2 separate regions of the Homo sapiens genome follow, and region 1 is linked to region 2. Evidence: read pairs that join two places in POLR2A ChIA-PET (ENCODE). Cell type or tissue: B cell. All regions are shown on one strand.

Region 1 (4,000 bases), 82 kb after region 2:
CCTGCCTTGGCCTCCCAAAGTGCTGGGATTACAGACATGAGCCACTGTGCCGGGCTAGTAGAGGTAAGTGGCCTGGCAAGGTGTGGTGGCTCACGCCTGTAATCCCAGCACTTTGGGAGGCTGAGGCGAGCGGATCACGAGGTCAGGAGATCAAGACCATCCTGGCTAACATGGTGAAACCCTGTCTCTACTAAAAATACAAAAACAAAATTAGCCAGGCATGGTGGCAGGCGCCTGTAGTCCCAGCTGCTCTGGGAGGCGGAGGCAGGAGAATGGCGTGAATCCGGGAAGCGGAGCTTGTAGTGAGCCGAGATCACGCCACTGCAGTCCAGCCTGGGCAACAGAGCGGGACTCCATCTCTAAGAAAAAAATTACAAAGGAAAACAAAGGAATGAATGAGGGGGATGGGGGAACTGCAAGACTAAGTGAAGGAGTTTGGATTTTATTCTGAGTGTGAAAACCCTTTGGAAAGTTTTAGGCCAGGAGGGACATGATCCCCAAGCACCGGTCTCTGTGATCAGAGGATGTGGGGGTGTGACCAAGGGCAGGTGGTCAGCAGAAAACTTCAGGTTCTGTCTCTTTCAACCCTAATTCCTGGTCTGGTGCAGTGGCATATGCCTGTAGTCCCAGCATTTTGGGAAGCCAAGGCAGGCAGATTGCTTGAGCTTAGGAGTTTGAGACCAGCCTGGGCCACATGGTGAACCTCGTCTCTACAAAAAAAAAAAAAAAAAAAAAAAATATGGCCAGGTGCGGTGGCTCACACCTGTAATCCCAGCACTTAGGGAGGCCGAGATAGGTGGATCACCTGAGGTCAGGAGTTCAAGACCAGCCTGGCCAGCATGGCAAAACCCCATCTCTACTAAAAATACAAAATTAGCTGGGCGTGATGGTGGGCACCTGTAATCCCAGCTACTTGGGAGGCTGAGGCAGGAGAATCACTTGAACCTGGGAGGCAGAGGTTGCATTGAGCCGAGATCATACCATTGCACTCCAGCCTGGGCAAAGAGAGCGAAACTCCACCTCAAAAAAAAAAAAAAAAAAAAATTAGCCAGGTGTGGTGGTGCGCACATGTAGTCCCAGCTACTCGGGAGGCTGGGGTGGGAGGATCGCTTGAGCCGGGAGGTTGAGGCAGTAAGCTATGACTGAGCCATGGCACTCCAGGCTGGGCAACAGAGTGAGACCCTGTCTCAAAAAAAAAAAAAAAAAATCCTGGCCGGGTGCAGTGGCTTACGCCTGTAATCCCAGCACTTTGGGAAGCTGAGGCGGGCAGATCATGAGGTCAGGAGATCAAGACCATCCTGGCTAACATGGTGAAACCCCAGCTCTACTAAAAAAATATAAAAAAATTAGCCAGGCGTGGTGGCAGGCACCTGTAGTCCCAGCTACTTGGGAGGCTGAGGCAGGAGAATGGCGTGAACCCGGGAGGCAGAGCTTGCAGTGAGCCGAGATCGTGCCACTGCACTCCAGCCTGGGCAACAGAACAAGACTCCATCTCAAAAAAAAAAAAAACAAAATCCTAATGCCTGATTCCTTCCCCCACCACACTGACTGCTGAGTCAGCCGGTCCATCCTCCAAGAGCAGTGGAGAGGTGGGGACACATTAGCCCAGCACAGTGATAGGGTCACAGCAAGGGCTCACAGACTGCGGGGAGCCTGCCTGGCCTTTCCCCTCTCAGCTACCTGGCAGCCAAGTCCCTGCTCCTTAATGGTTCTGCATCTCAGCCTGCTAGGGAGTCCCTGGGAAATGGGGCCTCCCAGATGTCCGTTTGTAAACCCTACACACTGGGGAACAGCTAGCTGAGGACATTGAGGACATGACACAGTGCCTGGTACACACAGTGGAGCTGCAGGCCCAGGAGGGAGACGTGAGGCACGTGGTGGAAGAGAGGTCTACTCCTCTACGCCATTCGCATAGCAGCCCCTTCCTGACTCTGCCACTCACCTGCGCCCCCTTCACTTCCCACCCCTAGGGGCCTGTGAAGCCTCCCTGGCCTGCTCCACCTGCCATGTGTATGTGAGTGAAGACCACCTGGATCTCCTGCCTCCTCCCGAGGAGAGGTGAGTGGGTCAGCCCTGTCTAGCTGGCAGCTTCACCCTGGAGCATTCAGCAGCCCCCACCATCCTCCCCACTTCCAGTTCCTGGAATGGGAGCTGCCTCCCCCACCACTACCCCCTGCGCTCAGTCAGCTTCCTCCCTCCCCCACCTCTGGCCCCCCACCCACCCAGCTAGCTTGCCCTCGGCTAACACTGCCCGTGTCACCACCCTAGGGAAGACGACATGCTAGACATGGCCCCCCTCCTCCAGGAGAACTCGCGGCTGGGCTGCCAGATTGTGCTGACACCGGAGCTGGAAGGAGCGGAATTCACCCTGCCCAAGATCACCAGGAACTTCTACGTGGATGGCCATGTCCCCAAGCCCCACTGACATGAACACCTGGACCATTCCACATTGCCATGGCCCCAGGGCCCAGATTGAGGGAATAGCCAGGTGCCAGCCCTGCCCAGAGTGCGGACAGGCCCGGGAGAGACGTGGAAGCCCCTGTGAAGGACAACACCCCTGCTTGGGAGAGAGTCCCATGTCCAGGCTCTGGTGGGGACAGGGCCCCTAGTGGGGTGGCCTTCCCCAGGCCCCTGAGAATCAGGGTTTGAGTAGGAGTGGACTCATATTGGAGCTGCAATAAATCGATAACACAGGCCCCAGCATGTTGAGTGTCCTTGGGGGACAGATCTGGGGTCTACAGGTGGCTCACACCTGTAATCCTAGCACTTTGGGAAGCCAAGATGGGAGGATCACTTGAGGCCAGGAGCTTAAGACCATCCTGGGCAACATGGCGAGACCTCGTCTCTATAAAAACAGTAAAAATTAGCGTGGAGTGGTGGTAAGTGCCTGTAGTCCCAGCTACTCGGGAGACTGAGGTGGGAGGATCACTTGAGCCCAGGGGATTTAGGCTGCAGTGGAGCGGTGATCAGGCCATTCCACTCCAGCCTGGGTGACAGAGTGAGGCCCTGTCTCAAAAAAAAAAAAAACAAAAACAAAAACAAACCACACCTGCATCTGCTGTGCTGGGCCCCCGGTTCTCTTTTCCCTCTGGGATCTAAGATGCCGCTGGGGATCCAAGGCAGAGGCCTGGGAGCCCCCATTTCCGAGGGGGAGGGCTAGCGTGGAAGGCCCCGCCCCGGCAGCTGCGGAGGGATTTGGTGGGGTCCAGGCCGCCCTTGCCACGCAGGGGTGCGCGGATGACCTGAAAAAAGCCAGAAAGAGGAAAGGTGCCGCCGAGGCTGGTCGCTCTCAGCTGGGGCTCATCGCATCCTCTACCAAGAGCGCTCCCACCACACAGGTCCCGCCCCTCCCAGGTGGGTTTCATCGGGTGGGCCCAGCGGGACAGGGCCGGGTGAAATTAGGGAGGGGGCTGGGCTGGGGCGCAATGGAGGCCGAGCCAATCCCGGACTCCTCAATGCCAGCAAAGCTTCTGGCGCCGCCCTGTCTGAACCTGGAGCGGCTGGGAGGATCCCCCTCCCAGGAGAAGCCGAGGACCCCAGGATGCTGCAGAATCAGTGAGAGGTGCGTAAGGCCAAACCCCATTCCCCGGACCCCGCTAGCACTTCACCACCTGGCTCAGTGATCAAGGGGTCATGACCTCTCTTTGCTGGGGTTATCGAGAAGTGGCAATTTTATAATAGTTACTGAAACTTACAAAGAGGTTCTGGTGCCCAGAGACACTTGGGGTCATCTAGGGATCAGAGGCCATGCAATTCCATGTCTCTGGGGCTGATGTAGGCACTCCCCAGGGATCATCCAGGGGTTATGGAGGGCAACTCAATAATAATGAAAATGATAAAAATCGTAATCATATTATGGCAAGCCAGCGGCGTGGTGGCGCGTGCCTGTAAGTCCCAGCTACTCGGGAGGCTGAGGCGGAAGGATCGGTCGAGCCCAGGAGTTCTAGGCTGCACTGAGTCCTGATCACGCCCCTGCACTCCAGGCGGGGGTACAGAGTGA
Region 2 (4,000 bases):
CAGGGCCCTCCAGCACCTTGCCAGCATCTTCCCACAGGCATGCTTCGCCGCTGGGATGACAGCCAAAAGTACCTGTCAGACAACGTCCACCTGGTGTGCGAGGAGACAGCCAATTACCTGGTCATTTGGTGCATTGACCTAGAGGTGGAGGAGGTGAGTGGAGCTTTCCCCGGGACTGTGAAAAGGCGCTGCCATGAGGCCGCCACTTGGTGACGCTGTGCCTGTTCTTCCTGGCAGAAATGTGCACTCATGGAGCAGGTGGCCCACCAGACAATCGTCATGCAATTTATCCTGGAGCTGGCCAAGAGCCTAAAGGTGGACCCCCGGGCCTGCTTCCGGCAGTTCTTCACTAAGATTAAGGTAGGGTCCCTGAGCTGCCAGGTGGCTGGAGGCCCCCTCCCCAGGGAACCAGCCCACAATGCTCTAGGTAAGGCCGACTCCTCTCCACTGGGACTCAAGCCCCTCCAGTCACCGCATCCTAGATCAGGAGAGGGTGGGGCCAGGGAGGAGGAGAGAAGTGGGCAGATTCTGCCAGACTTTAAAAGTGGAGGCCGGGCGCAGTGGCTCACGCCTGTAATCCCAGCACTTTGGGAGGCTGAGGTGGGCAGATCACCTGAGGTTGGAAGTTTGAGACCAGCCTAACATGGAGAAACCTCATCTCTACTGAAAATACAAAATTAGCCGGGCATGGTGGTGTGTGCCTGTAATCCCAGCTACTCGGGGGGCTGAGGCAGGAGAATCGCTTGAACCTGGGAGGCAGAGGTTGCTGTGAGCCGAGATCGTGCCATTGCACTTCAGCCTAGGCAACAAGAGCGAAATTCCATCTCAAAAATAAATAAATAAATAAATTAATTAATTAAATAAAAGTGGAGGTCAGGCCAGGCTTGGTGACTGAGTACTATAGTCCCAACTATTTGGGAGGCTGAGGCAGGAGGATCACTTGAGCTCAGGAGTTTGAGCTGTGGTTTGCCACTGCACTGCAGCCTGGGTGACAGAGCAAAACTGCATTACAAAAAAATGTGGGAGCAGTAGGATGTGCTGAAGGTACCCAGGTGAATATGTGGGTAAAGGACAAAGGTGAGGGTGCCTCTAGGGTTTTGGGTTTTAGTTCATTTTTGAGACAGAGTCTTGCTCTGTCACCAAGGCTGGAATGCAGTGGCGTGATCTCAGCTCACTGCAACCCCTGCCTCCCGGGTTCAAGCAATTCTAGTGCTTCAGCCTCCCAAGTAGCTGGGATTACAGGTGCCTGCCAGCCTCAGGGTTTTTTTGTTGTTGTTGTTTTGTTTTTTTTGAGATGGAGTCTCACTCTGTTGCCCAGGCTGGAGTGCAGTAGCACGATCTCGGCTCACTGCAACCTCCGCCTCCTGGGTTCAAGCGATCCTCCAGCCTCAACCTCCTGAGTAGCTGGGACTACAGGCATGTGCCACCATGCCCGGTTAATTTTTTGTATTTTAGTAGAGACGGGGTTTCACCGTGTTAGCCAGGATGTTTTCGAACTCCTGACCTCGTGATCCGCCCGCCTCGGCCTCCCAAAGTGCTGGGATTACAGGCGTGAGCCACCGCGCCCGGCCTAGCCTCTAGGATTTTTAACCTGCGTACCTGGAGGAACAGGGCTATCCTTACCGAGATTAGGGAGACCAAGGACAAGGCAGGCTGGGAGGTGGCCATGTTGAGTTAGAGGTGCCCATGCAGGGACACTGAGGACATGAGTGTCTCAGATCTGCAGTAGAGCAGGGCTCCCAAGCAGGTGGTCTTTGGCAAATGCCAGATGAGGTCCCCGGCGGGGGAGCCCAGGCCTTGGGGAGCCCTTCATGTAGGTCAGGAATAGACTTGGGGAACCGTGGGGCGCCTCTGAGGAGCTGTGGCTGGAGGGTCCTGGGCCCCCCAGTCCCTCCTGAGCGTTGGGCCAGGTCCAGTGAGCACTGCCCAACCCCCATAGACAGCCGATCGCCAGTACATGGAGGGCTTCAACGACGAGCTGGAAGCCTTCAAGGAGCGTGTGCGGGGCCGTGCCAAGCTGCGCATCGAGAAGGCCATGAAGGAGTACGAGGAGGAGGAGCGCAAGAAGCGGCTCGGCCCCGGCGGCCTGGACCCCGTCGAGGTCTACGAGTCCCTCCCTGAGGTGGGGCTCCCCGGCCCAGGCGGGCAGCAGGAAGACCCTGAGCGGGACCCCCCAGGGCCACAGGGACCCAGCCCCTGACCCCAGCCCCTCTGTACCCCCAGGAACTCCAGAAGTGCTTCGATGTGAAGGACGTGCAGATGCTGCAGGACGCCATCAGCAAGATGGACCCCACCGTGAGTAACCCCCGCGCCCCATGCCTTCCCGGCGGGCCGTGTGTCTCCCCCAGCCCTGTGTCCCAAGTCTCTGAAGCCGGCTGGTGAAAGTGCCCCTCCAAGGCTTCTCCAAGGAGTAAGGGGGGTCGTGTCACCTTGGCACACACCCACATATATTGAGCACCTACTGTATCCCAGTATCCAGCAGATAAATGCTGAGCTTTGAGCGCATGTCCTTCGTGACTGTCACTGTTACTGTGACTGAGTCCAGCCTCAGTTTCCTTATCCAAACCACATTTTCTCTCAATATCAGCTCACAAAATGCGTGGGAAAGGGAGGTGAGCACATGGCAGGGGCTGGTAAACGCTGGCTGTTAATTGGATTTTGTCTACTTGTTTTTGAGAGACAGGGTCTTCCTCTCTCACCCAGGCTGCAGTCTCGACCTCCCAGGCTCAAGTGATCCTCCCACCTCAGCCTCCCCAAGTAGCTGGGGTTACAGGCTGACACCATGACATCTAGCTAATTTTTTTTTAAATTATGTTTTTATAAAGACAAGGTCTCACTGGCTATATTTTTGGAAGTGGTAATAGACGTTGAATCTAAGTAGGACACTGTTTGATCCTATTCCTACCACTTGGCTCACTGGTTGATCACACTGGTTTTCTCGTCTGTAAAATGGGTCTAGCTGCAGGACTGGCCCTGAGTTTCTAGAAGCTTCTATGGGCATAGCCATCTAGACCAGGTTCTGCAAACCGCAGCTCCCAGACTCACTGCCTGTCTTTATAATAAAGTTTTATTAGAACAAAGAAGCCACACTCAATTGTTTCCCTATCATCTACAACCGATCTTGCTCTACCACAGCAGAGTTGAGTCGTGATGGAGACCATATGGCTCACGGAACCAGAAATATTTAGTCTGTCCCTTTACCAAAAAAAAATTTGCTGGCTTTTGTTCTAGATTGCACTATCTAAATTTAAATTAAAGTTAAATAAAATTTAAATTTCCAGCTGGGTACGGTGGCTCACGCCTGTAATCTCAGTGCTTTGGGAGGCCAAGGCAGGCAGATCACCTAAGGGCAGGAGTTCAAGACCAGCCTGGCCAACATGGCAAAACCCCATCTCTACTAAAAGTAAAATTAGCCAGGCATGGTGACAGGCGTCGGTAACCCCAGCTACTTGGGAGGCTGAGGCAGGAGAATCACTTGAACCTGGGAGGTGGAGGTTGCAGTGAACCGAGATTGCACCACTGCACTCCAGCCTGGGTGACAGAGTGAGACTCCGTCTCAAATAGGTAAAATATCAATAGGCAGGAAGCCAGCTTGGGGATGTGCAAGGGACAACGGGGACAACGGGGACCACCGGCTGGCGGCCCCACCTCATCTGCCTGCCTTCTCCTCACAGGACGCAAAGTACCACATGCAGCGCTGCATTGACTCTGGCCTCTGGGTCCCCAACTCTAAGGCCAGCGAGGCCAAGGAGGGAGAGGAGGCAGGTCCTGGGGACCCATTACTGGAAGCTGTTCCCAAGACGGGCGATGAGAAGGATGTCAGTGTGTGACCTGCCCCAGCTACCACCGCCACCTGCTTCCAGGCCCCTATGTGCCCCTTTTCAGAAAACAGATAGATGCCATCTCGCCCGCTCCTGACTTCCTCTACTTGCGCTGCTCGGCCCAGCCTGGGGGGCCCGCCCAGCCCTCCCTGGCCTCTCCACTGTCTCCACTCTCCAGC

Evidence for each region. ChIA-PET counts read pairs that join two places held together with the same protein. Peaks named below come from ENCODE experiments on the same cell type or tissue, not always from the same donor. Only the 100,000 strongest peaks of a DNase experiment are listed, where the experiment ranks them.
Region 1: POLR2A ChIA-PET joins it to region 2 with 6 read pairs; 16 of 35 experiments call an interaction of 5 or more read pairs at or near these places.

Annotation. Positions count from the first base shown.
Region 1 is chr19:10,308,911-10,312,910 of GRCh38, reverse strand. ZGLP1 (zinc finger GATA like protein 1) reads left to right here and starts at 3,096. Exons shown (of 5, transcript NM_001409033.1): 1 at 3,096-3,562. The coding sequence starts at 3,426. It overlaps FDX2 (ferredoxin 2), which reads left to right. Exons shown (of 5, transcript NM_001397406.1): 4 at 1,971-2,058; 5 at 2,269-2,866. The coding sequence ends at 2,425. It overlaps FDX2-ZGLP1 (FDX2-ZGLP1 readthrough), which reads left to right. Exons shown (of 9, transcript NR_176052.1): 4 at 1,971-2,058; 5 at 2,269-3,562. In B cell, no CTCF peak of the experiment used is centred here; no DNase peak of the experiment used is centred here.
Region 2 is chr19:10,391,381-10,395,380 of GRCh38, reverse strand. It overlaps CDC37 (cell division cycle 37, HSP90 cochaperone), which reads left to right. Exons shown (of 8, transcript NM_007065.4): 4 at 38-153; 5 at 238-360; 6 at 1,940-2,122; 7 at 2,224-2,295; 8 at 3,675-4,000. The coding sequence ends at 3,830. Among named protein-coding and RNA genes, the nearest start is that of MIR1181, 10 kb to the left of the region's middle. In B cell, no CTCF peak of the experiment used is centred here; DNase peaks (open chromatin) are centred at 1,760, 2,250 and 3,840.